2 separate regions of the Homo sapiens genome follow, and region 1 is linked to region 2. The links are chromatin loops, found by intact Hi-C in ENCODE. Cell type or tissue: Calu3. All regions are shown on one strand. Each heading gives the region's core, and the rest is flanking DNA. Links, peaks and the distances in the headings are about the cores only.

What was found. Hi-C counts contacts between places; a loop is a spot of excess contacts. Peaks named below come from ENCODE experiments on the same cell type or tissue, not always from the same donor. Only the 100,000 strongest peaks of a DNase experiment are listed, where the experiment ranks them.
Region 1: it touches region 2 in a loop (6-fold over the local background); 6 of 110 quality-filtered maps call a loop at or near these places.

What each region holds. Positions count from the first base shown.
Region 1 is chr13:95,487,966-95,496,299 of GRCh38, forward strand. All of the region lies in intron 3 of CLDN10-AS1 (CLDN10 antisense RNA 1), which reads right to left. It also overlaps a transcript of CLDN10 not described here. Among named protein-coding and RNA genes, the nearest start is that of CLDN10-AS1, 42 kb to the right of the region's middle. RefSeq lists an enhancer at 4,231-4,731. In Calu3, for the core only: no CTCF peak of the experiment used is centred there; a DNase peak (open chromatin) is centred at 4,386.
Region 2 is chr13:95,611,113-95,619,446 of GRCh38, forward strand. DZIP1 (DAZ interacting zinc finger protein 1) reads right to left here. Exons shown (of 23, transcript NM_198968.4): 11 at 925-1,065; 12 at 333-381. Among named protein-coding and RNA genes, the nearest start is that of DZIP1, 29 kb to the right of the region's middle. In Calu3, for the core only: no CTCF peak of the experiment used is centred there; a DNase peak (open chromatin) is centred at 3,999.

The DNA of each region.
Region 1 (8,334 bases), core at 181-8,180, 120 kb before region 2:
CTGAGCCTGGCCTAATTTTTTTTCTTTTCTCTTTTTTTGAGATGGAGTCTCGCTCTGTCACCCAGGCTGGAGTGCAGTGGCGTGATCTCGACTCACCACAACCTCCACCTCCCGGGTTCAAGCAATTCTCTACCTCAGCCTCCCAAGGAGCTGGGATTACCAGCGCCTGCCACCATGTCCGGCTAATTTTTGTATTTTTAGTAGAGACAGGGTTTTACCGTCTTAGCCAGGCTGGTCTCAAACTCTTGACCTGGGTGACAGAGTGAGACCCCATCTCAAAAAAAAAAAAAAAAGAAAGATGCAATTGGTGGAAGTATCCACCCACCTCGGCCTCCCAATGTAATAGAATTACAGGTGTGAACCACCATGCCTGGCCTCAAATTTTTTTTTTAACAATTTTTTAACAATTTTTTTTCCATAAGTTATTGGGGTACAGGTGGTATTTGGTTACATGAGTAAATTCTTTAGTGGTGATTTGTGAGATTTTGGTGCATCCATCACCCGAGCAGTATACACTGCACCATATTTGTAGTCTTTTATCCCTTGCCCCCTCCCACTCTTCCCCCCAAGTCCCCAAAGTCCACTGTATCATTCTTATGCCTTTGCATCCTCATAGCTTAGCTCCCACATATCAGTGAGAACATATGATGTTTGGTTTTCCGTTCCTGAGTTCCTTCACTTAGAATAATAGTCTCCAGTCTTATCCAGGTCACTGCAAACACTGATAATTCATTTCTTTTTAGGTCTGCGTAGTATTCCATCATATATATATATATGCCACTATATATATACCACAATCTCTTCATCCACTTGTTGATTGATAGGCATTTGGGTTGGTTCCAGGATTTTGCAATTGTAAATTGTGCTGCTGTAAACATGCATATGCAAGTATCTTTTTGGTGTAATGATGTAATGACTTCTTTTCTTCTGGGTAGATACCCAGTAGTGGGATTGCTGGATCAAATCATAGTTCTACTTTTTGTTCTTTTTTTTTTTTTTTTTTTTGAAACGGAGTTTCTCTCGTCACCCAGGCTAGAGTGCAATGGCATGATCTCTGCTCACTGCAACCTCCGGCTCCTGGGTTCAAGTAATTCTCCTGCCTCAGCCTCCCGAGAAGCTGGGATTCAGGCACTCACCACCACGCCAGGCTAGTTTTACTTTTTAGTAGAAATGGGGTTTCACCATGTTGGCCAGGCTTGTCTTGAACTCCTGACCACAGGTGATCCACCTGCCTTGGCCTCCCAAAGTGCTGGGATTACAGATGTAAGCCACCACGCCCGACCCTACTTTTAGTTCTTTAAGGACTCTCTACACTGTTTTCCATAGTGGCTGTTTATACTGTTTTCCACTGTGGCTAGTTTACATTCCCACCAGCAATGCAGAAGGGTTCCCTGTTCACTGCACCCATGCCAACGTCTACTGGTTTTTTTTTTATTTTTTGATAATGGCCATTCTTGCAGAAGTGAGGTGGTATCGCATTGTGGTTTTGATTTGCATTTCCCTGATCATTGGTGATGTTGAGCATTCTTTCATATGTTTGTTGGCCATTTATATATCTTCTTTTGAGAGCTGTCTGTTCATGTCCTTGGGCCACTTTTTGATGGGATTTTTTTTCTTACTCATTTGAGCTTGTTGTATATTCTGGATATTAGTCCTTTGTCAGATGTATAGATTGTGAACATTTTCTCCCACTCTGTGGTTGTCTGTTTACTGTGCTGACTGTTCCTTTTACCATGCAAAAGTTCTTTAGTTTAATTAGGTCCTAGCTATTTATCTTTGTTTTTATTGCATTTGTTTTTGGGTTCTTGGTCATGAAATCCTTGCCTAAGCCAATGTCTAGAAAGGTTTTTCCAATGTTATCTTCTACAATATTTATAGTTTCAGGTCTTAGGTTTAAGTCCTTAATCCATCTTTAGTTGATTTTTGTTTAAGGTGAGAGATGAGGATCCAGTTTCATTTTCCTACATGTGGCTAGCCAATTATCCCAACACCATTTATTGAAAATGATGTCCTTTCCCCCAGTTTATGATTTTGTTTGCTTTGTTGAAGATCAGTTGGCTGTAAGTATTTGGGTTTATTTCTGGGTTCTCTATTCTGTTCCATTGGTCTGTGTGCCTATTTTTATACCAGTACCATGCTGTTTTGGTGACTATGGCTTTATAGTATAGTTTGAAATCAGGTAGTGTGATGCCTCTGGATTTGTTCTTTTTGCTTAGTCCTGGTTTGGCTATGTGGGCTCTGTTTTGGTTCCACATGAATTTTAGAATTGTTTTTTCCAACTCTGTGAAGAACGATGGTGGTATTTTGATGGGGATTGCATTGAATTTGTAGATTGCTTTTGGCAGTATGGTCATTTTCACAATATTAATTCTACCCATCCATGAGCATGGGATGTGTTTCCATTTGTTTGTGTCATCTATGACTTCTTTCAGCAGTGTTTTGTAGTTTTCCTTGAAGAGGCCTTTCGACTCTGTATCCCAGGGGTTTTGATAGGCTGTGTCATTATTGTCATTCAGTTCAAAGAATTTTTAAATTTCCATCTTGATTTTGTTTTTGACCCAGTGCTCATTCAGGAGCAGATTACTTAATTTCCATGTATTTGCATGGTTTTGAAGGTTCCTTTTGGAGTTGAATTCCAGTTTTATTCCACTATGGCCTGACAGAGTGCTTGATATAATTTCAATTTTCTAAATCTATTGAGGCTCATTTTGTGGCCTATCACATGGTCTATCTTGGAGAAAGTTCCATGCTCTGTTGAATAGAATGCAGTTGTTGGATGAAATGTTCTGTATATATCTGTTAAGTCCATTTGTTCCAAGGTATAGTTTAAATCCTTTGTTTCTTTATTGACTTTCTGTCTTGATGACCTGTCTAGTGCTGTTAGCAGAGTATTGAAGTCCTCCACTGCTATTGTGTTGCTGTTTATCTCATTTCTTAGGTCTAATAGTAATTGTTTTATAAATTTTGGAGCTCCAGTGTTAGGTGCATATATGTTTAGGATTGTGATAGCTTCCTGTTGAACAAGGTCTTTTTACCATTAATGTCCCTCTTTGTCTCTTCTAACTGCTATTGCTTTAAAGTTTGTTTTGTCTAATATAAGAATAACTACCCCTGCTCGCTTTTGGTGTCCATTGCATGAAATGCCTTTTTCCACCCCTTTACTTTAAGTTTATGTGAATCCTTATGTGTTAGGTGAGTCTTCTGAAGGCAACAGAGAGTTGGTTGGTGAGTTCTTATCCATTCTGTGGTTCTTCTTTTAAATGGAGCATTTAGACCATTTATATTCAATATTGTATTGAAATGTGAGGTCTTCCTCCTCAGGAACATTGATTATTCTTAGGTTTGGTCATTTAACATAATCCCAGACTTCTTGGAGGCTTTGTTCATATTTTATTATTCTTTTTTCTAGGTCTTTGTTGGATTGTGTTAATTTGAAGACCTTGTCTTCAAGCTCTGAATTTCTTTCTTCTGCTTGTTCAATTCTATTGCTGAGACTTTCCAAAGCACCTGACATTTCTAAAAGTATGTCCAAAATTTCCTGAATTTTTAAATTATTTTTTTCTGTAAGCTATCTATTTCCTTGAATATTTCTCCCTTTACTTCTTGTATCATTTTCTGGATACTTTTGCATTGGGCTTCTCCTTTCTCTGGTCCCTCCCTGATTAGCTTAATAACTAACCTCCTGAATTCTTTTTCAGGTAAATCCGGGATTTCTTCTTGGTTTGGATCCATTGCTGGTGAACTAGTGTGATTTTTTGGGGATACTGAACAGCCTTGTTTTGTCATATTACCAGGGTTGATTGTCTGGCTCCTTCTCACTTGGATAGGCTCTGTCAGAGGGAAGGTCTAGGGCTGAAGGCTGTTGTTCAGATTCTTTTGTCCCATGGGGTGTTCCCTTGATGTAGTACACCCCCCTTTTTCCTGTGGATGTGGCTTCCTGTGAGCCAAACTGCAGTGATTATTGTCTCTTTTCTGGGTCTAGCCACCCAGTGAGTCTAGCCAGCTCCAGGCTGGTACTGGAGGTTGTCTGCACAGAGTCCTGTGATGTGAACCGTCTGTGGGTCTCTCAGCCATGGATACCAGCACCTGTTCCAGTGGAGGTGGAGGAGGGTATAATGGACTCCGTGAGGGTCCTTAACTTCGGTGGTTTAATGCTCTATTTTTGTGCTGGTTGGCCTCCTGCCAGGAGGTGGTGCTTTCCAGAAAGCATCAGCTGTAGTCATGTGGAAAGGGACTGGTGGTGGGTGGGGCCCTAGAACTCCCAAGATTAAATGCCCTTTGTCTTTCCCTACCAGGGCGGGTAGGGAAGGACCATAAGGTGGGGGCGGGGCTGGGTGTGTCTGAGCTCAGACTCTCCTTGGGCAGGTCTTGCTTCAGCTGCTGTGGGGGATGGGGGTGGGATTCCTAGGTCACTGGAATTGTGTACCTAGGAGGATTATGGCTGCCTCTGTTGAGTCATACAGGTTGTCAGGGAAGTTGGGGAAGGCTGGCAATCACAGGCCTCACCCAGCTCCCACAGAAACCGAAGGGTCGGCCTCACTCCCACCGTGCCTCCCCCAACAGCCTCGAGTCTGTTTCCTGGTGGAGGGTGAGATGGGCTTGAAAACTTGCCCAAGGCTTTTTCCCTTCCAGCTGTGGAAGAAAAGGGCTTCAGTTCTTCCCCCTGCATGTGAAGTCTGCACACCAGATTCATGCTCTCCCCTAGGTTCTGGTCAGGAGGCTTCTTGCCCCTTTCAAATTGTTATAAAGTTCAGCTAGAGAATTCCTTCTCCCTATGGAGTTTTACCCCCTTCTCCTCTGGCCACCCTCCTGATGGATCCCTGTGGTGTCAGGCAGGAATGGGCTGCTTGGGGACCCAACGAGCTCCCAGGACCTTTCTGCTGCTTCCTCTACCCTTGTATTTTGCTCGGCTCAGCTCTCTAACTTGACTCAGCTTGAGGTAAAGTTGGAAACTTCTCCCAAAAACAGACCTTCCGCTTCCCCAGTGGTGATGTGTGTTTGGAAGAGGAGGGTCCCCCTTTCCCACTTCCGCAGTTGGGGCACTCACAGTATTTGGGGTGTCTCCTGTGTCCTGCAGGGGCAGTCCGCTTCCTTCAGAGGGTCTGCGGCTCCTCTCAGGATTGCTGGTTTGTTCTTGCAGTTGATCTGGAGGGTTATTCTCCAGCTGAGGGTAAGGGTCAGTGGACCCTGCAACTCTGCAGTTCCACCTCTGCCACCCCTGCCGCTACCGCCAAGCCAGTGACCTCAGGTACCTTCCCTGCCCCACCCACCCAGACGGGTGCCCCTTCCTTGCCAGCCCAGGTGCACCCACCTGGCCCTAATTTTTTTTTTATTGTGCTAAAAAATACATGTTATAACTTTGCATTTTAATCATGTTTAAGTATACAGTTCAGTGGTATTAAAGACATCCGCATTGTTATGCAACCATCACCACCACCCATCTCCAGAAAAGAGTTCTTACAAAACTAAAACTCTGGACCCATTAGATGGTAACTCCCCACTTCCCCTCCCCCAGTCTCTGGTAATCATCATTCTACTTTTTGTCTCTGTGAATCTGACACTCTAGATACCCTATATATTTGCCTACCCCCACTTTTTTTTTTTTTTTTTTGAGACACAGTCTCACTCTGTCACCTAGGCTGGAGTACAATGGCATGATCTTGGCTCCACTGCAACCTCCACCTTCCGGGTTCAAGAGATTCTCCTGTCTCAGTCTCCCGAGTAGCTGGAATTACAGGCACATGCCACCACGCCCAGCTAATTTTTGTATTTTTTGTAGAGATGGGGTTTCATCATGTTGGCCAGGCTGGTCTCAAACTTCTGGCCTCAAGTATTCAGCCCGCCTCAGCTTCCCAAAGTGCTGGGATTACAGGTGTGAGGCACCATGCCCGGCCATATTTGTCCTTTTGTGTCTGGCTTATTTCACTTAGCACGTTTTCAAGGTTCATCCACGTTGTGCATGTATCAAAATTGCTAATACTATTTTAAATCATGTTACACATATCATTTTCGCTCATTCATAAATATCTTACTATGTGTCTCTAAAAGATAAAGACGTTTTAACATAACCACAATACCAATGTCACACCTAAAAATAAACAATTAAAAAATAATAGGAAATAAAAAAGGTAGTAATTCCTTACTACCATCAAATACCCTTCCAGTGTTCAAATTTTGAATTGCCTCATAAAAGATAGATTCTCCACCGTTCTTGAGTACAGAATTCCTGTTTAATTTGTCCTGACAACCTTCCTCTCCCCATAGTAGCTGTCTTGCACACAAAAGATGCTGTCATACTACATTTCACCAATAGGTGGCACGAATAATCATGACATTTGCTAAATCCAGTTGGTATTTACACAAGAGGAAACATCATTTGCAGAAAGTTGGCAATTATAGGTAAATATACAAACACAGAAATTGAAAATAGCCTGTTTGCTCTATGTAACACGCATAAAACCTGAATACATCCCAATTCTAAGGGATAATTATTGATATCATTCAAACTTTCTATTTGTTTTAAGGAGAACATGGAAAACGTATTTCTTGGTGTTGACGTTTATCTCTACAATGTCAACATTTTTAGTGTTAAATAATTGAGGCCAGTTATGTTTATTTATTCTTCCGCTTAATAAAAGAAAAAGTAAATAGAATCTACTTGTACAATTGATTGCTGTGTTAAATGCCCGTTACAAATGTATTGTCTGAATTGTATTAAGTGTACTTATCTCTGAATAAAACAGTTGCTTTCCCAAACTTCCTCTAGCGTGTTCTGAAGAACAGAGAATCTTAGGATGGTAGATACGGACAGGGCCTTTAAGACCACCTAGTCTGGCCCCATCATCTGACAGATGAACAGACATGAAACCTCATCGTAAGATCACACAACACCTTGATGGCTTTTGTGTAATTTGTTATCTTTCTGCCAGCAATCTCACCTTCTCCCCTCCACCCCTACTCTTAAAAAACTAACTGCTTGGTAAAATTAATATTTCATTTTAAGGATGCAAAACCCAAATTGTGCAATTAATCCTCCCTTTCTTGTCCTTTCAATATAATTAATTAATTAATTAATTAATTTTTTTTTTTAGATGGAGTCTCTCTCTGTTGCCCAGGCTGGAGTGCAGTGGTGCAATCTCAGCTCACTGCAACCTCCACCTCCTGAGTTCAAGCGATGCTTCTGCCTCAACCTCCTGAGTAGCTGGGACCACAGGAACATGCCACAACCTCTGGCTAATTTTTGTATTTTTTTGTAGTGACGGGGTTTCATCATGTTGGCCAGGCTGGTCTCGAAGTCCTGACCTCAAGTGATCTGTCCGTCTTGGCTTCCCAAAGTGCTGGGATTACAGGCGTGAGCCACCGTGCCCTGCCCCTTTGCATATATTTAGCAAATATTTATTGGGTATTACCAGGACTAAACAAGATCTTGTTCCCTTGGTCAACTGAGCCTTTTATTTGAGTCCATGTCTTGTAATTTCCTAGAAAGAAATGAAGCTCGGCCAGGCGCGGTGGCTCAAGCCTGTAATCCCAGCACTTTGGGAGGCCGAGGTGGGTGGATCATGAGGTCAGGAGATCGAGGCCATCCTGGCTAACACAGTGAAACCCCGTCTCTACTAAAAATATAAAAATTTAGCCGGGCATAGTGGCGCGCGCCTGTAATCCCAGCTACTTGGGAGGCTGAGGCAGGAGAATGGTGTGAACCCGGGAGGCGGAGCTTGCAGTGAGCCGAGATTGCGCCACTGCACTCTAGCCTGGGCGACAGAGCCAGACTCCACCTCAAAAAAAAAAAAAAAGAAAAGAAAGAAAGAAAGAAAGAAATGAAGCTAACTTTAGGAAATCAGCCTGTAAGGAATTTCTAATGGGCAGTAAATATGACGCTTTTCAGCCCAGATAACATAATAATTCTGAGTCATTTTTTATCCTATCCTCCTATATTCAAATTAACATTTAATACTGGACTGTTCTTTCTGTTCTTAAAATCAGCTCCTCCAGCCAGGACAGGCCCTAAACTCTGCTCTTGAAAGTAGGTTCTCACCAAATTTATCCCAAGAACAACTTCCTTTTATCTTCCCCAGATGTTCCGGAATATTTGGGCTCTTTTCCCTGAAATGGCACTTCCCACATGTTGGATACGGCCCTTTGCCCTTTCTCAGGCTGTGTCTGCATTCTTCTCTCCTCTTTTCAACTACCAAACCCTCGCCTATACAACTTTATGGCTTCATTGGGCAGTTCATCCCACCTGGTAAATAAGCACACATTCACGTCTGACGCATATGCTTCACTTCCAGTAGTACCTTCCAGTGTGTTCTTTGAGATATTCATAAGTGGGGAGAT
Region 2 (8,334 bases), core at 137-8,136:
CAGACCTTGTGCTTTTACATGCATAACTCTGTTTTACAGTGTATAAGTCAAGAGGTAAATGGCTCCTAAGCAGGTATTATGTGCCTAATAGTACTCTGATTAAAAAAATGAAACAACTACATGATAGTTTAGATTTTTTAAATTCTTCACCTTTCTGGGTTGTGGTAACAAATCTCTCAAATTAAAATAATAGAGGACAGATCTACGAAATCAATACAACAAGAAGAATGCCATCTTAGCACACATAAACAAGTGGGGCCCACATTCTTCTGAAGCCCAGTGCAATTGGGGAGGTTCCCCTTGCCGCCAGTACCGGGATCCCATCCACTTACCTTTGGGTTCACTGATACTGTTTAATGGATTACAGGTAAAGTCTTTAATCTGCAAAGAAATACAGTCTTCTAGTGATACATTTGAAATTAGATAGGGACACACACATGGGATAATGGACAGATAATGTTGTTAGTAAATTAACCTTTTCACTAAATTATCCAGGGACATAGGGCATGTGGTCTTTAAAAGCATAGAGGCAGAAGTTATTACCCAAACCTCACCATCACACAATATATTCATGTAAAAAACCTGTCCATGTACACCTTGAATCTAAAATAAAATAACAAAAAATCTTTTTAAAGTTGCATTTGTATTTGGCTGCTTCTCAGAGTAATTACTGAAAGAAATTCTTACTTACCTTCAAATCAAATTAATTTTGAACTTTAACTGTATAAATCTTCAACATATTACTTTTAAATACCTTTTAAAAATGTATTTTATTGCACTAACTTTTACAAGCAATCACAAGGGGAAAAATATTCCATCTTCCTCACCTTATACCACTTACAAATGCTCTAAAGTAAAAACACATGTTCTTAGATAGACTGCGTTGCTTAAAGAAGCACGGTGCCACACTGCCGCCAGACATACCTGCTGTCTCTGAGTTATAATCAGCTCATTCTGCTCCTGGAGTCTCTGCCCTAGCTCTTCTATCCTTTTCTTATAGAAAACATTGCTTGCATTTAGATCATCTATCATTGAGGTTCGAAGTTTCTCTATATGTGACAGGAGCTGAAAAAAAGTTAAGAAAGGCATCCATCTGTAAGCTGCATGTCAAATGTCTTCATTCTCCAGATTTCAGGTATACATGCTCTGCCTGTTTTGCTAGCCTGATGCTATCCGTGCGCATCAAGTCGTTGAATAAATCTTTGATCATGGTATATCCTGGCCCTGGCTGCTCTAGGTGCTTCATCTGTGTTCCCAAGGGAGCTCACGTCCCCAAATAGACAACACTGATAATGGGAGCAGCTTAGCCAACTACAGCACATAACACGAAATAACACATGATGAGCAACGATAAAGGATTCAGGCTTCTCCTGCAGAGTGGCTCTGACCCTTAGTACTAAATTTCTCCTGCAGTCCTGTCCTTCCGATGCCCACATGGGCCATCCTAGGCCAGAGAGCACATCTTAATGTTTTTGTTGTTGTTTTTTTTTGACATGGAGTCTCGCTCTGTCACCCAGGCTGGAGTGCAGTGGAGCAATCTCGGCTCACTGCAGCCTCTGCCTCCTGGCTTCAAGCAATTCTCCTGCCTCAGTCTCCTGAGTAGCTGGGATTACAGGCCCACACAACCATACCTGGCTAAATTTTGTATTTTTAGTAGAGGCGGGGTTTCACCATGTTAACCAGGCTGGTCTCGAAGTCCTGAACTCAGTCGATCCACCCGCCTTGGCCTCTCAAAGTGTTGGGATTACAGGTATGAGCCACCGTGCCCAGCCCCATCTTAATTATTTTATATTCCCAGAAACTAGCACAATCCCTGGCCCTCAGCAGGTTCTCTGAGAAATGTTTACTGATAGATGTTTACCGAGAAAAAGAGGGGGAATGGTGGGGATTAGAGGGAAAGAGGGAGGGAGGGAAAGAAAGGGAGAGATGCAGAGGACAGAGATACAGAGACACACAGACATATTCATCTTTAGAGATAATGTCATGGAAGATCATAGACTGGACAAAAAGAATTCAAGAAGAATTTGTTTTCAATAATTGAAGGAAAGGCGCTTAAAGCAATTTCAGTAGTTGTTTAAACACAGAAGGCTAAAAAGAAACAAAGGGGGGGCGGCTTGAGGCCAGGTGTGGTGGCTCGTGCATGTAATCCCAGCACTTTGGGAGGCTGAGGCAGGCAGATCACTTGAGGTCAGGAGTTTCAGACCAGCCTGGCCAACATGGCAAAACCCCATCTCTAATAAAAATACAAAAATCAGCTAGGTGTGGTGGCGGGCGCCTGTAATCCCATCTACTCAGGAGGCTGAGGCAGGAGAATTTTTGAACCCCGGAGGCAGAGGCTGCAGTGAGCCAAGATCATGTCTTTGCACTCCAGCCTGGGTGACAGAGCGAGATTCCGTCTCAAAAAAAAAAAAGGCTTCATAATTGGGGTGAAGAACATTCCAAGTCTATGTCCTGGAAGTGGTGACAGGGTATCCTGATCAAATAAAGGAGCAGGAAGTGTCCGTGCCTGAGATGAGTATATAAGGGCACCTAGACCAGCATTTCCTCATTTGCTTGCTTTTAGAAAATTAACACTCATTGTGTACTAGATGCACTTCATTTTGTTGAATCCACACCACAATGTTATGGACACATGTTTTGGCCCCATCGTACAGATAGGAAAACTCAAGTCTAGAAAGGTAAAGTCACTGGCTCTAATTGAGACAGCCGAAGGTGGGCAGAGCCCAGACTTAAACTTTCACATGCAAGTTTCAAAGTCAGTGCTCTTTCGGGAGGCCGAGGAGGGAGGATCACTGGAGTCCAGGAGTTGGAGTTCAGCGTGGGCAATGCAGTAAGACCCTGTCTCTACAAAAAGTTTTAAAAATTAAGCTAGGTGTGGTGGGGTTAGCCTGTAGTCCTAGTTCCTCGGGAGGCTGAGGTGGGAGGGTTGCTTGACCCCAGGAGGTTGGAGCTGCAGTGAGCTATGCTCAAGCCACTGCACTGTAGCCCCGGTGACAGAGTAAGACCCTGTCTCAAAAAAAAAAAAAAAAAAAAAAGCAGTGTCTTAGCATCCTGCACAGCCTTGCCTCTGAAATGCTCTGTGCTCCTATGAGGCTGGACAAACACTGGGTGGAACCAATCTAGAAAGATTTTCCGAGTGAAACCTAAAAAGAATCTTTCCTTTCCTAGTGGATACTAAGAACCTCCCCCAAGGAGGGCATTGTCAAGAGCTTTCACTACATCTTTACAGGCCCCTGGAAAAGTGGCCTCCAAAGCAGTCTGGGAAATGCTGAGCTGGAAAATAGAAGGAAAAGCCAGTATAAATGTCCAGGCTGCTGGATGGAGGTTTAGGATCTCGGCCTTGATCAACTACATGGGGAGTTGCTCCAGGCCCCAGGAAGAAAGGAGATGTGGGAATATCTAAGGGATAACATCATTCTTAATAGAAGAGTTAAGAATGAATCAGAAAGGCACGGAAAAGAGTACATGGAGAAAGGAATGGAGAGGGTCTAGGCAAACATAGCCAGAAATTATTTTGAAGTTTGCAGCTCATGAGCCCATTTTCTGTGATCCCATTTCAAGCACTATGCATTTTTCCCTACTGGCCCACATCACCCCATCCTCCCTTCCTTCATTATGTGACCATCTGACAACCTCCCAAGCTCTCAAGAGTCTTCTGTTGGGTAAAAAGGGCATGCCATCGCTTATCTGTGACTGCCTGTGAACTCCTACCAATGTTATTTAAAACAAAAAAAATTGCCAAGAATCTAAGTAAATCAATAGAAAGTTGGCAAATGCAACTTTCCCTAAACAGAGAAATACAATATGTGCATTGTGGGAACAGCAGGCACCAATCATGTGGAATAATTAATAGTTAGGTCTCAGGCAGAGATTACTAAACCTGATTGAATTCACCCCTCTGTTAGGGTTTAAGAGCAAAGAAGGGAGAGGTAAGCAGCTTCTAAACAAGTCAAACCAACAGACGAGGAAGGAGTGCAGCCTAGTGGTGGCACAAATCCGCCCCCACATACCTAGTATGTGAGGCATGCGCCCCACTCAGAACCAGGAAAGGCCTCACCTTCTTCCTCCATGACAACTGTCCGTCTTTCTCTCTATCACAACTCGCAATGACAAAGTATAAAAACTGTAACTCGCTTTCTATTCCAGCCAGAGGCCACTGAAATTCCCACAACTGTCTGAAACACAGACAGCTTTAAAGGAGCCAGGATTTTAAAAATGCCTTCCCACCCCCGATTAATAAAGAAACCTGAATTCTGTCCCTAAATACCAATGCTAGAAAGATGGCTTGAAGAATAAGAGTAGGGATTTTAATGATCTAAGAGCAGTGGTTCAAACCATAGATCCAAAACAGGATAGCCTGGGTGGCTTTTGGTTTGTTTATCTCCAAAATCCATGTGTTCCAGACTTATCTACTAAATCAAGATCTCAGGGAGTGGAGCTGGCCACCTGTACTTTGGAAAAGAGTCTCAGGTAATTCTGAGGTGCATCCCTGGTTAGGGATTACCATGTCAGAGCATCCAAAGAAAAGATCCTGCGTCCTTACAGAAAAGCAACCACTTGAAGCTGTCACTGCCTGTTTTCCTTCCCGGCTGGGAGCTTCACAGGTGAGTGCCTGGAGCTAGACAGGCCAGCAGTGTAGTATGCCCTGGAGTACACAGGGCCTGCATTCAAATACCAGTGACCGTGGGCAACACAGCATCTGTCTAAGCCCCTGTGTCCTCACCTGTAAAATGAGTGACAGCATCTACTTCACAGAACTCTTAGAAGGCTTAAGTATATGGCAACTACAAATATCCATTTATTTCTAAATGTTCCCATGAAACCAAAGTTGTGCTGGTTAAATCAGCTTTCAAAAAAAACACCCTGATGAGGAGAAATGTGCACAGCTGAGAGCCGATATGAGTCAGCTCCAGGACACCAGGACATGAACTGTAAGAACAGGCCACTTTTGCTTCAGTGTAATGTAGGGGGACAAAGGAGAACACTCCTTGCACAGTGGAGCCACCTGTGGTGCAGAGAAACTACCATCCACTGCTCCTGGGATCCTGCATCTTAGCTGCCATAGATAAAATATGCTGGGAGGTGAACGCCATCGTCCTAACTACATAGTCATTGCCACGGGGGAAGCTCCCTGGGTGCAGGGTGGAAACGTGGACTAGTGTCCTCCCTACAGCAGATGGTGCTTAGACCTCCAGACAACTCTGGTAACCCTGCTCTTCTGAACCCTACAATCAGCCTTTCTCCATCTATGAAAACAAGGCTGAATGATGCCCTAGCTAGCTACCTTCCACATTCATTCTGCAAGTGTGTAGTGAGTGCCAACCACATTTCAGACACATGAGTGGATGCTGGGCAGACAATGGAGAGCTAAATAGACAGAGCCCTTCACTCAGAGGGCCAATGACGTGATTGGAGAGATAGACAATAAACAAGGAAACAAATAAGCAAGTAAACTATTTAAAATAGTGCTCAGAACTCTGTTTGAGATATTATGGGAATAATAAAGAAAAGGGACTACCTACTTGGATAGAGTGACATCAGGTGACCAGGACCCAGAGGCCAGAGGCAATGGGGTAGGCAGGGTTCTCAGGGGGCCCTCAAGGTTGTACCCCTGGTGTACACCCCCTGTGTGATGCTGTCCCTTGGTCTGAGGAGAACCTCCATTGTGCTTCTCAACCACAGAATACGGCAAAGGTGAAGGGACTCTGGAGACGCAATAGCAGTCCCAAATCTGTGGACTTTGAGGTTATGAAAAGGAAGATTATCCTGTGTGGGCCTGTCTTATTCAGGTGAGCCCCCTGAAAGAAGTTCCAGGCCAGGCATGGTGGCTCACGCCTGTAATCCTTGCACTTTGGGAGGCCGAGGCGGGTAGATCACCTGAGGTCAGGAGTTCAAGACCAGCCAGGCCAACACAGTGAAACCCCATCTCTACTAAGAATACAAAAATTAGCTCAGCATGGTGGCACGTAATCCCAGCTACTCGGGAGGCTAAGGCAGGAGAATCGCTTGAACCCAGGAAGCGGAGGTTGCAGTGAGCCAAGATGGCATCACTGCACTCCAGCCCGTGCAACAGAGTGAGACTCTGTCTCACCCCAAAAAAAAAAGAAATAAGAAGTCCCAGGCCCTTCCTGAAGCGGGAGAATGAAAGCAAGAGAGACACACTCTAGCTGGCCTTGAAGTCAACAGCCATGCTGTGCACTGCTATGGAGAAGGAGTAGCCTCTGGAACCTGATAGTCTCAGCCCTTCAAATAACCACAAGGAACCTCAGACAGGAACACAGCCCAGATGACACTCTCAATGCAGCCTGTGAGTCCCTGAGCCCAGCCAAGCCCTGCCTGGACTCCTATCCCACGGACATTGAGAAGAGAAATACATGCCATCTTCACCCACTCAATTTGTGGTCATTTGCTACACAGAATAGAAAACTCATACTGAGGGGAAGGAGGTAGCCATGTGAAGAGCAAGTCGAAGGGCTTGCCAACAATGAAAACCAGGTATAAAAGAGGAAAAGGCCAGAATGTTCTAGAAATTAGCAGAAAGTCATCATAGCTGGAAAGAGGAGGTTCCGAAAGGCAGGGGGTGGGGCGGGGGGGTCAGGCTGAGGCTAGAATGGCGGCCAGCAGCCAGGTTATTTTGCTGGCTCTGTGGAGAGCAGACTAAGGAAGGGGAAGGCTGGAATTGAGGAGACCCACCCTGGGGCCCATTCAGAAATGGAGGCTTAGTTAATGCAGGGCAACAGGAAAGTACAGAAGAACTGGTTCCATAGAGTGGGCCCTGCAGACAGCCTGGACTCGGGGATTGAGAGAGAAAGGTGGAATCAAGATGAGCATCTGGAGGAACGAGGGTGCCATTTGCCAAGTCTGGGGAACAAACCCAAGAACTTCATCTTAGGCATGTCGCACTTGAGAAGCCCATGGAGATGTCGAGTACTGAGCTGGCTACCTGATCTGGAACTCAGAAGAGTTGTTTAGGCTGAAGATGTAAACATGGGCATGATCCACACACAGCCCTAATCCCACTTCAAGAAACTCTCTCTGTTCAGTCCCTAGGGCACTCTGCATTTATCCCATCCTGATTCCCATAGCTGTAGCCTCACTCCTACTCCCTTCTGTACTGTAAGCGGTCTGAGGGCAGGCATTGTTCCACATCTCTTTTTAGCCTTATAAAGTGTAGTACATAGCAGATGCTCAGTAAATATCTCCTAAATTGAACTGCCACATCAGTGATACAATTTTCAATATAAACTACTGTATATGTGTATATCTATAGATATGTGTATTGGGTGTATGTCTGTGTATTATCACTATAAAGTATTTGCATGATGAAATGATATTTTAAATGGAATAGAGGAAAAATAGTGCTTCCTACTTCCTTTTCTAGCAATGATACAATCTTAAAGGTAGATTAATATCTAACTTTCCCATCGAAGTTCCTCAAGAACTGCAGGTGTTTTGTGAAATATTTTTATTTTTTGTTTGCTTTAGTTTGGCTCTAGTATTGTTCCCAGTTTCTTTTTCTCTCCCCGTCTTCCTCAGTATTTGTTCCACTTTGGAGAAATATAAGCTGATAAATTTTTTGATCATCTGAACACACTTCATCCTTGCAATTATACACATACATATTATATGATCTTTTGTCGTTTAATATTCTACTAAGAAAGGTAATATTAGAAAATGTGCAAAAGAGGAAACATTTTTTCCATTCAGAAAAGATTTACAAGAAATACTAAGGTACAAAACACAATTTCAAGTGAAAAAATAAACAGAAGTTTTCCTATTTTAAGACCTTCTCAAATACATCTACTTTAGATGTTTTGCACTAGTGTAAACACATTTTAACACTTAAATTTCTGATGTACTCAGGTGAAAGAGAATCAGTGTCATAATTAAAGTTTGTTTTCATTAAAGCGATTTTAATGTAAACAGTTCTTGCCTTTTTAAAAAATTACTTACATTGCAGTTCTGTGATACAAAAAAATCAGAAACATGTATTTGACAATGAAGAAATGATTAAGTCACTTATGATACATCCAATAAGATCATCATGAAAGTCATTAAAAGTCATGATTTTGAAGAATACTTTAAAACTTAGGAAAGGTCTATGATATATAAAGTGAAAAGTGTACAAACCTACAAAACATAATTCGAATGTTGTAAAACTATGTATATATGAGGTTCTACACTTACAGAAATGCATACAAGAAAACTGAAGCAGTGGACAAGAAGGCTGCTGGAGCTGGCAAGGTCACCAAGTCTGCCCAGAAAGCTCTGAAGGCTAAATGAATATTATCCCTAATACCTGCCAACCTACTCTTAATCAGTGGTGGAAGAATG